Linked DNA regions of Mus musculus: region 2 is linked to region 1. The links are chromatin contacts, found by POLR2A ChIA-PET in ENCODE. All regions are on one chromosome and are shown on one strand. The core of a region is the stretch at or near the end of the contact, and the rest is flanking DNA. Distances in the headings are between cores, read along the strand shown. Region 1 holds the start of Hikeshi (heat shock protein nuclear import factor). Region 2 holds the start of Tmem126b (transmembrane protein 126B).

Region 1 (7,749 bases), core at 2,058-4,557:
ATTGTATTCAATTTATATTTGGAAGAAAAGGAACCTTTTATTAGACTAAAAGGGGGGAATTGTAGAGAGAATATCTTGTTGTATGTATGTATGTATGTATCAGCTGTCAATTAAAAACCTATGGCCTATAAGAAAGGGTAGAATAGCAGGAGGAATACCGGGGAGGCAGAAAGGATTCTGGGATAGAGCTAGGTGTGGGAGATTAGCCGGGGAAGCTGTGAGGAGTACAGACACATGGTGCTTGAGCAAAGGTACTCAGCCATGTAGCAGAATATATGTAGGAAGCCGCCCTCACATTCGCCGTTACAAGATGGCGCTGACATCCTGTGTTCTAAGTGGTAAACAAATAATCTGCGCATGTGCCAAGGGTAGTTCTCCACCCCATGTGCTCTGCCTTCCCCGTGACGACAACTCGGCCGATGGGCTGCAGCCAATCAGGGAGTGACACGTCCTAGGCGGAGGATAATTCTCCTGAAAAAGGGACAGGGTTTCGCCTTTTTGCTCTCTTGCTCTGGCTCTTGCTTCTTGCTCCTGAAGATGTAAGCAATAAAGCTCTTGCGCTCTTGCTCTCTTGCACTCTTGCTCCTGAAGATGTAAGCAATAAAGTTTTGCCGTAGAAGATTCCGGTTTGTTGCGTTCTTCCTGGCCGGTCGCGTGAACGCGGGTAAGAAATATAGATTAGAATAAACGGGCTATTTTACATTATGATCTAGTCAAAGTCTGAGTCTTATTTCTGGGAGCACGGGGCTAGGAGGAAGAATCAGACCTAACTCTACAGATATCTAATGTGGAGAAAGGTTACTAAATTATTGTCTCTAATTCTCTGTCCAATCTAGAACTAAAATTATCTACCAGAAAATGGTAAAAAAAAAAAAAAGCAAGTCCTATATAATAAAGACTAAGACTAAGTTAATTAATTAATAAACAGCTAGAGATCATTACAAAGTTTCTAAGCTAGCCAGCTCTCAAGCTACTAATAAGATTGTCTTATAAGGAAAGGAGCAACAATCAAATGCACATCACAGACAAATGAAAACGTTGCCTAAGAACATATAAGTTGAATAGTATGAGTTGCTCCTAAAGTCAGAACATGCACAGAACCCAAGGTGGGAAGTTATACAGGAAACCCTGCAAAGTGAATCACTGACACTGAGCGGGAGTCTACCCACTATTTAGTATTTCACAGGTAAGAACCATCAAAGCGACCCTATTAGGTAAATCCTGATAATATTCCATTTTAAAAATGGTGAAAGCCGGGCATGGTGGCGCACGCCTTTAATCCCAGCACTTGGGAGGCAGAGGCAGGCGGATTTCTGAGTTCGAGGCCAGCCTGATCTACAAAGTGAGCTCCAGGACAGCCAGGGCTACACAGAGAAACCCTGTCTCGAAAAAAAAAAAAAAAAAAAAAAAAAACCAAAAAAAAAAAAATGGTGAAAAAGAGACAAGAGAATGTTAGGTTAGCCAGTGTATCATGCAGCTGGTAAATGCCTGAAGTGAACAGAAGCAATCTGACGGCCAGTGGTCTTACTACGTACATCCTTTCTAGTCTAAGTTCAGGAGGCAGAGGCAGGCGGATTTCGAGGCCAGCCTGGTCTACAGAGTGAGTTCCAGGACAGCCAGGGCTACACAGAGAAACCCTGTCTCGAAAAACCAAAAAAAAAAAAAAAGAAGAAGACTTGCACTGTTTGCACTGGGGAAGAGAGACCTGTTATGGCTGGTGGTCCATGCTCAGATAGATCAAGCTTCGAAAAGACTGTGTTCTTTCCTCATGCAAAAGGCACAGGGATTAAAGCTGAAAAAGGGAGAATGAGTGCGGTGGCGGTGGCGGTCGATCCTTGGTGCTACTTCCTTTAGATAATGTTTTGTGTTTCCAATGAGCCTTTTCTGGAAATGCATCCAGAACTCAAAGGACAAGTCAGTCAGTTATGGGGCTGTGTGTGTGTGTAATGCCAGCCCTCGGGAGGTGGAGGAGAAGGATCAGGAATCCAGTATTATCCTCGACTACACAGCACGGTCCAGGCTAGTCTAAATTATGCAAAACCTTGTCTATTTAAAAAACAAACAAACAGAGAGACAAATAAATGAATAAAAACAAACAAACAAACACCAATCCCAAAAGATGAGCAGCAGTGTCACACACTTTTTTATTTTTTGGCTTTTTGAGACAGGGTTTCTCCGTGTAGCCTTGGCTGTCCTGGAACTCACTTTGTAGACCAGGCTGGCCTCGAACTCAGAAATCTGCCTGCCTCTGCCTCCCATGTGTGGGATTAAAGGTGTGCGCCACCACGCCCAGCTAGTATCAGATACTTTTAATTGTAGCATTTAGCAGGTAGAGGGAAGCAGATCTGAGTTTGATGCCAGTCTGGTCTAGAGTGAGTTCCAGAACAGCTCAGGCTACATCGAGAAACCCTGTCTTGGAAAACAACTCCCCAAAGTGAGAAAACTTAGATTATTATTTTTTTTAAAAGGCATTTTTACAACAAAACTCCCTAAGCAGCACCAGACCCTATTCTTAGTGGCAGTTATCAATTAATTCATCATTTAATCCTTCCAGCAACCCAATAGGTCTATTTGTCTCAGTTTGCAGATGATTGACTGATGAAGCTGTTATATAGCTTGCCTACAGTTGTACAGCACATTAGTTGGGGCGGGGAGGAAGCACAAGTGAAGCACTACAAGAAATATAAGCAAGAACACAACTACGTGTTAAAACTAGTATTTAGTGGGGAAAAGGACTTCTGGACCTCTATAGCTTTAGTGGTCCACGCCTATAATTCCAGCAATTGGAGGCTGAGAAAGGAGTGCACAAGTTCGAGGTCTACCTGGGCTAGGTAATAAGACACTGCCATAAAAATGAGATAAAAATATATTAACATTTTTGATATAATGTTTGTCAGGAAGAATGCAGTAAGTTGGTTGCAACTTGAATTTACGCTCCAAAAATCAATTTTTCAAGCTTCCGGGCAGGTTATGCCGAACCAATTGCCCTCCGTATAAAACGGAGATAATATTTATCCCATTAAGCTTTTGAAAGGAGAGGCTGGGTGAAACGATTCTGGCAAAGGCGTATTGTTACTCCTAAAATGTTACACAACCGCCAGAAAGGTCTTCTCCCAGCACCACCTTTAGAAACTTTGACTCACACAGGCACGGAAATCATGTACTATCAGTAGTAACTTTCAAATTCTCCCGGCTCGCCCTCTGGGAGGCTGGCGCACTGCACTATGGGATTTGTAGTCTTAGCGCGATACCAGCTCCTCCTTACTACCTTAGAAGGAGGAAATGGGTGTAATGACCCGGAAGTACTCGTTCCGGAGAGGCGTGCAAGTTAGGAAGGAAGGGTCAGAGGTCGCCGGCCCAGATGCGTTCCTGTGTTGTTATGTAGTGGAGGGTCACGTTCCTTCCTGCAAATTCTGGAAGGTTCTTGAGTTCAATTAGGACAGTGGCTGCGGAATTCCTGGTGTCCGGCCTGAGGTGCCCGCTGGCCTAGCAGAGGCGCCGAGGGCGCTGCCATGTTTGGCTGCCTGGTGGCGGGGAGGCTGGTGAGGATGGCCCGGGCGGTGGCAGGAAGGGGTCGGTGACTGAGAGCTGGGTGGTGGCACGGTGCACGGCGCTTGGAACGCGGGGAAACCTGGTCATTGTGCTTTTTTTCCTGGGCGTGTGCGACGGACGGGCAATGGGACGCTGGCCCCACTCTTAGCTGTGTTTGCGAGGCTGTCAGGATGTGACTGCATTTTGTTGAGTGCGGATTTTGTTCCACCTGCTGGGTTGAGTGCTGTAGTTACTTGTTAATTTCAGCCTTCTGTACGGCATTTCGCCGTAACCGTGGTAACTCGTGAGCTAGTCTTTCTCTCTTTGCTGTTCAGGAACGTACACTCAGTAGATAGTGTAGTAATTACTCTTGTAAATTGATAATGCTACTTAGAAGTAAAGCTGAGATTTGTAATCTAAAGCTAAGTGGTTTTCGGAAAAATTCAATTTTCCGGACAATGAAGGTGTTTTGTTTTGTTTTTCCTTTTTGGTGTCTTTGGAAGGCCCCCCCCCCCCTTTCAGAAGTTTACCGACCCAGTTTAAAATACAATAATTGCAAGTTGCTTAATAGAAATGACTGAAATTTAGGTGTGAGCCGTACCTGTGATAACTAAAGGATTCGAGTACAATGCTTTCTTTTTGGTCAGAGAGATGCCCTTGCTTAGCCAGAGCCTTAGAATGAAATGAAATGAAATGAGTGCGGGAGTGGTTGAGGAGTAACCAGAGTGAATCTTGTTTGCTCTTTAGAAACCAGCGATGTATCCGTCTTGAGACGTGACTCCTTTCTCTTTAGAGCTATTCTTGTTTTGTTTCTCCTTGTTTTGTTAAATACTGCAACCTCTTTGTTAAATTGTGCCTCACGTGTGGTAAGCGAGAGCTCCACGCCTCCGTTTTCACCAGCTTTTGATAATGTATTCTATACACGCTGCTCTTAAGAAAAACACGTGGTTCCAAGAAACCATGGACTTCTGTCTGCAGTGAATGGGAGGCTCCTGTGGAGGTGAGGTAGTGCTAACCCTGGTCAATAGCTTTTGGAATGTCCCAGTAGGAGCTCTGGGGTTTGGAAGATGAAAGAAACAATTTGAGAAGAACGTGTTCCTCAGATGTCTGCCATTAATAAAGCCCAGCTTCGTGTCTTACACCTGTATTTCCAGCTCTTCAGAAGGCTGAGGGAGGAGACCCACAGTTGCAAGGCTAGACCCTGGCTCTAAAACAGTGGTGGGGTAGTTCAGTAGTTAAAACACTTTTTTCCTGTCTTTTTTGAGACCGGTCCTTCTCTCTGTACGCCTGGCTGGCTGTCCTAGGACTCTGCAGACCAGGATGGCCTTGAACTCAGAGATCCAAGTGCTGGGTTAAAGGTGTGTGCCAGCACAGCCAGCTCAGAATTATTGTAAGCCCAAAATGTGGCCTCAAACCCCATTACCACAGAACGAAACAAACCAATGAAACCCTATGTAGAGTCTGTGTTATGTTGTGAGCTAATCTGGAAGGGAATTTCCGGCTATATGCTTTATTTGCCCAACATTAAATTTATATGATAAATATCCAGTGGATATTTCTTTAAGACAAGATTTTTTTGGGGGCTTGGAATTGTATATCATTAGACATAAATGAAAATGAAGGACAAATAGAACTACTAGCATCTCAGAACTTAACTCCATTCTTTTGCTAGAAAAACCACCTATTGAAACTTACAAACCTAATTTTCATTCTTTGAGTCTTTTCTTTTTCCTTTTATTTCTATAAGACAGGATTTCTCTGTGTAGTTCCAGGTGTCCTGGAAGTTTGCTCTATAGAACGGGCTAGCCTCAAACTCAGATCTGTCTACCTCTGCCTCCCCAGTGCTGGAGGATTAAAAGCCTTCGTCACCACAACCTTAGGTTTTTTTTATAACATTTATTTATTTGATATATTTAAGTACACTGTAGCTGTCTTCAGACACACCAAAAGAGGGCATCAGATTCCATTACAGATGGTTTGTAAGCCACCATGTAGTTGCTGGGAATTGAACCCAGGACCTTTGGAAGAGCAGTCGGTGCTCTTAACTAGCCCTAGGTTTTTTTGTTTTCTTCTTAAGGAAAAAGAACTCAAAGAAAGGAAAGATTCTCCTACCCCCATTTTTTGTTTAATTAAAGTCAAGGATTAGACTGTGTAGTTGGATATGGTGACACACAGCTGTAATTCTAGTACTTGGGAGGTGGAGACAGGAATTTGAGGTTGGTCTTGATTGACTATGTAGATCACTCAAGGCCAACTTGGGCTACCTGCATAAGATCCTGTCTTTTAAAGGGGATTGGAATGTGGTACACATTTACAGAATGTCTCTTGCCTGTGCAATAAAAGTTGAAACAAATACTTATTTTGCCTTATGGTTATTTCCATGTCTGTGAATACTATAGCTTCTCACACCTTCCAAGAAATATAGGTGCTAAAACTTGGCGAAATTGAATTTAGCACTATAGGAAATTTTGGATTATATTTTTGCTTTTTTTTTTTTATGGTGGAAAATTTTAAGTTGGGTCAGTAAATTTCCTAAAAGGGAATCAGAACTTGACCTTAAACACCCAGTCCTAGTCAAGTCAGTTACTTGTACCTGTAAATCTGACACCTGTGAAGAGAGGCAGAGAAGTAGGAGTTGAAGGTCATTCAGGAGGCAGCGCCAGGCCTGGTCCACAGAGAGTTCTAGCTAGGACAGTCAAAGCTACCTAGAGAAACCCTGAGTCAAAATAGAAATCAACTAATTAAATGTTTAGTCTTCAGAGTAATTGTAGTGATGTAGAGTTGTTGTTTTGATGAATAGCAATTACAGTTTAAAGAAATACAGAAACCTAGAATAAAAAAACCAAGCAAACATATAAGCTAAAATGTAGACAGCTTGTTTACCTGAGTTCTCTCAGAATTGCTATCTTTTTAATGATGCATATTGATTCAGCAATATCAGTACATAATAAAGACAGAACTTAATGTACTGGAACCAGCAGCCTTAACCTCACCACACAGGAGAATCTCATGGTGGCTTCCAACTTGCTGTGTAAGCCAGGGTTGGCCATGATGGTCTGATTTTCCTGTCTCTTTTTCCAGGATGTATGTGCCACCATACCTGGTTTACCACCAACCCTACCCTCCCCCCCCCCCCCCCCACCCCAAGCTGAGGCCTGAACCTAGGGCCTTGCTCTTGTTAGGCAAGTACTCTACCACTGAGGTAAATCTCTACCCCCTACCAATTCTTAGGCTTCCCCAAAGTAAAGTTTTCTTTAGTTTGAAGACTCAGTGGTCAATGCTAATCTTTGCAACTAGAAAAGAATTAGGTTCCTGAGGATTCAGCATTTTTTATACTTTTAATTTTTTTAGTTTTAATTATGTTATTTACATTCCAACTGCAGTTTCCCCTCTTCTCCTCCAAATCCTCACCCGCACCTACTTTCCCTCTTCTTAGCATTTTTTTTTTTTTTTTTTTGGTTTTTCAAGACAAGGTTTCTCTGTGTAGCCCTGGCTGTCCTGGAACTCACTTTGTAGCCCAGGCTGGCCTCAAACTCAGAAATCCGCCTGCCTCAGCCTCCCGAGTGCTGGGATTAAAGGCGTGCACCACCACGCCTGGCTTCTTCTTAGCATTTTTAAACATCTTGTTATTACTTTATTTCATATGTATTTGACTTTAAAAACATATGTATTATTGAGCCGGGACTGATAGTATACAACTGTAATCTCAACACTTCATGCTAGAGAGTTAAACTCATTCTAAATTAGCAGAAGGGATGTGGCAGATTTACATAAGCCAGTACCAGGCCAGCCAGGGTTACTTAGCAGTATCTGTTTCCAACTGAAACCACTCTTGATTGATTAATATTCAACTCACAGCCTAACACCATTATACCTCATACCTGAAGAAAAGTGTAACAACATTTTTTTTTTCATGGAGGCATTTCATAGTTATTTTGCAAGTAGAAACATTAGAAATATTTTGTAAAGTGTGGTCATTTTAAATATCAAAATTACAACAAAAGCACAAAGTGGAAAACAAGGCACTAAAAAGATTGCAGAAAGGACATTTGTTCACACATAGGGCTGAGACAAGAAGGCCCTACACAGTCTCGTTCCATTTTAGCTGGAAGTGGTTTTGGTAAGGCAACTTAATGTGTTTTCTTGTTGTTCTGCCCCAGAAAGTTGGTCAGTGATGGGAGAAATGCAAGCCTTGGCTTTGGGTTATAAATAAATTTT
Region 2 (7,749 bases), core at 3,775-6,274, 530 kb before region 1:
AGCTGCTGACCCCTGTGGTTGAATTAGGGAAAAGCTGGAAGCTGCGAAGAAGGGTGACCCTGTAGAAAGACTAACAGTCTCAGTTAACCTGGACCCCCGAGATCTCTCAGACATTGAATCACCAACCAACAGCATACACCAGCTGATATGAGGCCCCCAACACATACACAGCAGAGGACTGCCAGGTCTGGGTTCAGTCAGAGAAGATGCACCTAACCCTCAAAAGAATGGAGGCCTCAGGGAGTTTAGAGGTCTGGAGGGGTGGGTGGTAGGTGGTGGGCACATCCTCGTGGAGACAGGGGGCGGGAAGGAGGTATGGGATGTAGAACAGTAGGAGGGTGGGCCAGGAGAGGGAATAAAATCTGAAGTATAAATAAATAAATAAATAAATAAATCTGAAGTATAAATAAATGAATGAATAAATAAATAAAAGTTTTTTTTTTAAAGAGAATATAGTCAGCCAAAAGTCCGGCTATAAAAGATTTTAGCCATGAAATACCAATCTCAATTTTAAGCATGGCAATAAGATATATAACATCATCATATTTTAGATTTCTGAATTATATGCAACAAAATATAAAATATCCAGCTTCCTTTCTGAAGATATGCTGCCAATGCTCGTATATGAAAATAATATTTCAGTATATGATAAACATGTCTTTATATGAACCTGGTTATACACTGAGAACAATTGCAAAACATCAGGAGTAGATGTACACAAGTATAAAAGATACCCAGAAGACAACTAGAACATGTTTACAAAATCACAGACATGAAAGGGATCTATCACAAGTTAATAAAAGGAATTATTGCCTTCCCATACATAATAATTATGATTTTTTTAAGTTGAAGAATAAAACTTCATTGTACTAAAAAGTCCTATTGGAACAACTTAAACCAGCATTTTCTACAGAGAGCATGAAGCCCAAACTATCACTACCTTTTGTTGTAGGATTAATAACTCAACAGGACACTCTTTCATTCAATTCAAGGAGTGTCTGCAGCTCTCTATGGTCTTGCATCATATCTTACTTTGAATTAACTTTACATTTTTACAAACAAAAATATGTCAAAGATTGTTCTATAGGTTTAATTGTGAGTAAATCAAGCTACTTCTACAGATAATAGATTCCTGAAGTCTAAAAGGAAACTCAAGAAAAACAATAACAATAAAACAAAAGAGCCTTCAGTTGACAAAACAGGTCTGTAAGCATGTGCAGAGATGAGGGTGGGAAGGAAAGGTGAAATTGATGCATTTGACAATGAGTGGTTATCTTAAATCACAGTGAGTCAAGCTCATCCTAGCATATTGCATATCTATACCATGGAGCAATAAACTGAGGAAAGTATTCATAAGAATGAAGGACAGTCTTACCTAAAGAATCTAATTTAAAATCTCAAATACTTTTCTTATATTGTAGAAGCAGTAGACATAGCAATCTTAGCAATTAGAATAACAAAACACATGTAATAATTTGACTAGTTGCCTCTATTTCAAGCTATGTTAATATTAATAATTTTAATTTATATTGTTAAAGAACAATATAAATTCTCTAGATCAATTCATTATAGGTTAATGTTATTCAAATATATACCCTTTTAGAAGAATTTCTTCATAACCTTTAAAAATTTAATCTCATTATATCCACTCACTTTTTAAAGAAGAAAGGAAGACAAAGAGAATAACTAAATTTTCTCTTGAACTATTAACTTTCAATAATATGTGAGCAATTTCTGGAAGTTTTTTAAGAAACTGAGCCTGTTGGCTTTAGAACCCCTGAGTTCAGTCTGTGGACATGTTCATCAATTGTGGTTCTCCTCTTCTCTTCCTCCCTTCCTTCTCTCTCTGTCACTTTTAATTATAAGCAATGAAATAAGGTACTTCAAAAATATTTATCAGCAGAAATGGTAGAAAGTTAAAAAAAAAAAAAAAAACCACACACTGAGTTAAGGAAATCAAAGACATTGTTTATTGGCTACATTTCCCAAACCTTTCTTTCTTTATCCATATAAACCAATCATGTCCAGGTACAGCTCCAAAATATCAAAGACAGCTCACCTCTTTCAGTAAGTAGTCTCACGGGGAATGATAAAGGAGGAAACAATTCCACTTTTCAACCCCAGGGTGCAAAAGTACAATTCTCGATGGTTCAACAGTTTCTGATAGCTCTGTCCCCCTTTACATGGACTATTTTCCCAAAAAAGCATCTCATTGACTGTGTTTTTAATACATCTTCCAAACCCAGAAGCCAATGGATTAAATAACATAAAACACCATATGAATTCTCTAGATGTAACCTACAGTTTAGGTCTCTAATTCAATATCATAGCAATCAACATAACTGGACAACATTCGGATCTATACTAGCCCAGAACAATAAACTTCAAAGGTAGTCTAAATTTTTATTCAAAATTCTCCATAAACTTTATTACTGATGTCATCTGTAAAAACATAAAGGTCTCATTTCACTAAGCTTCTGTGGAACAAAGTTCATCTCAGCTAAGGTGAACCCTTAAGCTCTCTGATCTATAATAGACCATGCTCCAGGAACCCCATGGGATTCTGATCAAAGTGATAAGGGTTACTGAAAGGAAGAAAAGAGCAAGTATATGCTTTACTTGAGGGAATTTCCCAAAACATGTTACTGAATAATAAAATAAACTATCAAAGTTGTGAATTACCACGGAAGGGAAGACATACACTGGAATAAACTCAAATATGAAGTCTATTTTTAAGTATAAGAAATAAAGCTATGATTTTACAAATGTTGCCTTATGTTACACCTACATAATCATTCAATAAGTATCAAGCTCATGGGGAAAAACTCCACTGTACAAGTTTCTTTTTAAAAGATTATTTAAACTGAGCTTTAAACCCCAAACCTATAGCACCGAATCTATTCTGATTACAAATGGTGACATTAACTACCTGGTTCATTAATTTACATATGTCTATAGTATTACCTTAACTTTACTATAATAAAATATTACTGAAAAGGTACTACTGAGCAGATATTCATTGCAGTAAATATTTACTCAAAACCAGGCAAAATTTTGCCCTGCAATAGAATACAATTTAAATTACAAAAACCACAGCCAAGAAAAAGGAAAATCATATGTTATGTATGAACCTCATAGCCCACCTTTCTTCTTGACTGGCATTCTTGGGTCTCTCCACTGACTCTGGACTCAAGATCTCTGAGTTTCAGTCTCTGCTTGATCCAGCTGAATGGAGATGGAACCAGGTTAACTGTTGCAAATCTCTTCACCGTTCAGCCTTGATATCCAGGCTGAGTCTTCTATTTCAAATAAAGAAAAAAATGATGCCTTTCTCCACAACCAAACATTACACTGCCCAAGGTCTTCAAAGAAAAAAATAGCAAGTTTTTCAATTTTTGTAAAATATATATTCTTGTTTTAAAAGCTGAGAAAGTTATCTTATGCATAGAAAATGTTACTAAAACTCCTCTTCAGGCAGCAACACTTTTAGATGTTCAATAACTAACTCAATTAAGGCACAAACCAATTTTAGGACGGTTGACTTATTAATTTATACATGTTCGACATGGTTCGTAATAAAGAGCATCAATTTTTAGGAAAAAGTTTAAACTTCCCCTTCAAAAACACTTTTAAAAACGTCTTACTCTAGTCTTTTCAGGGGTGTGTGAGTTTGGACAGTTTTCTGGGGGCAAAAGAGAGATTCAAAGGCCCCCTTCTATTTACTGGTTCTGTTTCTCGCCCCTCAGTAAAACACTATCCAGCTTGTCACTTTCCTATTTTTCTTCTGTGGTCTCCAAGCCCCCAAGGCTTGATCCTTAATGCCCCTCAGATCCTGATCCTCCTGTGTATTAACTGAGAGGATTGAAAAGAAGGAAGGCAATCCCTTGGCATGGAGACATTAAAGTGACAGTGCTATTCAATGGGCACTTGATGCAGGATGATTTGGCGAAGCAGACTTCTTCACACTGGAGTCATTCACATCATGCCATCTCTTCGCAAACAAGCAGCTTCCTATCCGGCGAAGAAAAACACTGAGGCTGCTGGAAAGGAGAAACCAAACCTTCCCCAAAAGGTGTTTTCAGAGACGCTGTAGTAGTATTAGGCATGCAATCACACACTATGCAAATAGTCCGCGATTTCCTAAATGAGAGTGCAGCTGTTTGGCTTCCACATCCACCCTTTCTCAGTCTCTCTCCAATCTACCCACCTTCCTTTTGCAGAAAAGACATTTCTCTGCCACCGCTGGCCACCCCTGCCCACACCCCGATCTTATACAGAAGAGCACCGAAATGTCCTGCACCCTCCAAGCGATGAAGTGTTTCCTCGGGCAAGAGAAACAGCAGCACTAGAAATTATATAACTCTCGAATTTGGCTTGCCTAAGACATGGAGACTGGAGGGTCGGGGGTTGCGGGTCTGGCAGACGCTGCTGGGCATTTCACGTGCACGGAAGCGCGCCTGGCCTCCTCGCAGCACCATCCACCCCTAAAACACTGGCCGACCAGGGCTCTTCGGGGGAGCAGGGAAAAGGGATATTTCTAACTGAACCCTTTCCAAGCGGGGCTTGAGGGTGGACTATGGGGACTGAAGACTGTAGAGAGCAGGCTAGCCCGTGCTGCTGTGGCCGCGCCGGGGAGACGGGCTGGAGGCTCTGAGGAGGAACCTTAGAAACCACAGCCTTAACACACCGACCGGGCCGAAGGAACTACCAGGGCTCGGTTACCCCAGCCGCCCTGAGAAGAAGGCGCGCAGCAACAGGCCTGCGCCCGAACCGCCCCTGGTTCCCTTCAGGTTGGCCAGGCTGACAATTTGGCAGAGGACAAGGCAAGGCTGGCTAGGGGCGGGCCCCTGACCCTGAGCCTTCCTCGGAGCCAATGAGAGATCGCACTTCTGCGACGCCACGCCCAACCTCCGCCCGGCTGGAGGGCGCGGCTTTTGACTGGGTGGGGGAGTACCGGACTAAAGGTACGAGCTGTCAGACAGCTGCAAGTCCCGCCCCAGGCGCTCCGGCCACGCCCTCCTGTCAGTCACGTGAGGCGCTAAGATGGCGGCGTCCCAGCGACCAAGTTGGTCCGAGTCGAAGGTTGCTGGTGTTGTGCAGGAGGGAAATAGGGAAGCACCCCAGGTAGGCGGAAATCTAGGGTGGTGTGGGTCGCCTCCTCGGAGATGATGCACGTGAAGGATTTGAGCAAATAGAACCGAACCCGACTTTATGTAGAGTGTAATCAAATCTCTAGTTCCGAACAGCGTAGACCTGAAGTCTACGCCGATTAAATGCAGCTTGTTTCTCTTTCTCGAGGACCTTTCTTCAATTACAAATACTTTATCGCCTTACCCCACCCGGCCCGACCTCCAGTTCTCTCATTCTGTTTAAGTCTCCTGCATTTTATTGATTTGATGTGTTCTGACTTAACGCAAGGTTATGATGGCTTCTTGAATGCATTCACTTTTTTGATTACCCGAGAACCTAATATCCACCACGGCTGGACAAATCATGTTGAATAAAATTCTGAAGGTCAAATAATACACTTAAAGATACAACACACACACACTTTGCAGGCCATACGCCCACACAAATGCACTTAACGTGTATAAGGATGGTGATCTAATCAGTTGAGTGACTTTGAACTTCCTTAACTCTCAGATTAAACGTTGGTTGTGGCAAAAATCTTCATTTTCAGTTCTTGCTGAAAGACTTCCTTGGAATCTGATGATGGAGCACTTGTCAGGCCTGAAGCCCAGGCGTCTATACCAACAGCACAAAAATAAGTTAAAACAAAACAAAACAAAAAACTCTGGGCAAGTTAATAATCTATATCTCCTTAATTAAGGAGAGTGTAGTGAAACCCTTGCAAATGCCAGATGCCAAAAATATTTGCTGTTGCTTTTGATTATTTCAATATTGACTGTCCTGCAGCCATAATTGTGGGTACCCTTTTCCCCAAAGCTGTCTTAAAGGCCTGGAAATTTTCTGTGGGTGGTGAAGAGGGCTGTTCAGGGAATTGGATGAGAACAGAACAAAAATTTCTCTACGTTTTTTTGATTAGCCATGATGCTATTAATATCTGCCTTCATCGTACACTAGATGGATTGGTTAGAGAATCCTCCTTAGAAAATACTATTTCTTCTTCCATTTTTCCATTTGGATAGCAGAAGGAGGGGGGAGCAAAAGATGTAAGTCTAGTCCCCCCCAAAAAAATATAATTTGTAAAGTATTTTATGCCTGCTCTGCCCACCCCCCTTCTCAGCTATCTTAAAGAACTGACTTAAATGCTGTGTTGTATTAAGGCAGAAATACTGGTCTTTTGATCAATTGTATACCACCTTAAGAAGATCAAGGAACCCATTCTTTGTGTGTGTTGATTTCCTGGAGTCAGGCTCCATTTTTTTTTTCATTAATTTTAGGCTTATTATATGCTCATCACTTATAAATGTTAGCATGTCATCTGTAATGAACCTTTGACTTTATAACTTCTCATGGATTAATCTAGAAAATGTAGAGCAAAAAATAAAAAGCACTGAACTTTGAATCAGTAGACATCTCACTGATGAAATAAGTAAATATTTAAAACCAGAATTTTGGATTTGTAGGAAGTGTCCATATATCTTTGTTTGAATGAAATGGAATACTCGTAAGATACATAAAATGTCATAGTACCAAAGGATTTAACAAGTGTTTCCAGAGACCCAAAAGTCTTATGTATAGCCAGAAACTCAAAAAGGAATCTGGAATGGATTTTCTAATCTCTTGGTGAAACTCTTATGGTTCTTAATGTGGGCAACTATTGGCTTATCACATGGGACACAGAGACCTTACAAACCCTGAGTTCATTCCCTTTGTCCAGGCTTCACAGTATAACCCATAGCTATTTCTGACAAAGACCCTGCCTGCTTTCTACCCTAGGCCCTACTAGAAAACTGAATTGCAACATAAAGTCCAAGATAACTATGGTGCACTCCCTCTTCCCAGGCTGGAACAGTACCCAACTCTGACTTGTTGTTGTTGTTGTTGTTGTTGTTGTTTCTCCACTTTCTAAAGCACTTTCTGTTCTCTCCTACCTTCCCTTAGCCCCAAAATAATCTCCCAAACTGGCTTAGGCTTTCATGAGAGAAGACAAGTGTGGTGGTTTGAATAGGAATGGAACCCATAGACTTGCATGTTTGAATGCTTTGCTCATAGGGAGTAGCAATATTAGAAGGTGTGGTGTTGTTGGAGGAAGTTTGTCACTTGTGGGGGGGGGGGGGGGCTTTGAGGCTTCCTGTGCTCAAGCTAAACACACAGTCTCCTGCTGTCTTCAGATCAAGCCTGCCTACACCCCACCGTGTTTACTTACCTCCATGATGATAATGCCTCTGAAGCTGTCAGTCAGCACTAAACCTCTGAAACTGAAAGCCAGCCCCAATTAAATGTTTTTTTCTGTTAAGAGTTGCCTAGGTCGTGGTTTTGCTACACAGGAATAAAACCCTAAGACAAAGATAGATCTTTGTCAACATGCAGGTATTATTTCTGCTGTTACTTCAAGAGGATTAAAAAAGCTGGGCCTTCTACTCTTGGAATGAACAGAGGAAGCTATGCTGAACGAAAACAAAATCACTATCTCAGTAGCAAGACAAGCTTTCTGAAACTCAGTTTTCTAATCTATTGTCTTAATCATTGTTCTAATGCTGTGAAAAGACGCCATGACCACAGCAACTCTTATAATAGAGAACATTTAGTTCAAGACTTGCTCATAGCTTCACAGGGTTAGTC

Evidence for each region. ChIA-PET counts read pairs that join two places held with the same protein, here RNA polymerase II (POLR2A).
Region 2: POLR2A ChIA-PET joins it to region 1 with 10 read pairs in embryonic stem cell. The contact joins the promoter of Tmem126b here to the promoter of Hikeshi in region 1. POLR2A ChIA-PET finds 5 or more read pairs at or near these places in 2 of 5 experiments (Patski and embryonic stem cell).

The regions. Positions count from the first base shown.
Region 1 is chr7:89,936,762-89,944,510 of GRCm38, reverse strand. Hikeshi (heat shock protein nuclear import factor) reads left to right here and starts at 3,307. Exons shown (of 5, transcript NM_026304.3): 1 at 3,307-3,542. The coding sequence starts at 3,513.
Region 2 is chr7:90,473,270-90,481,018 of GRCm38, reverse strand. It overlaps Tmem126b (transmembrane protein 126B), which reads left to right and starts at 5,024. Exons shown (of 5, transcript NM_026734.2): 1 at 5,024-5,124. The coding sequence starts at 5,044. It also overlaps a transcript of Dlg2 not described here.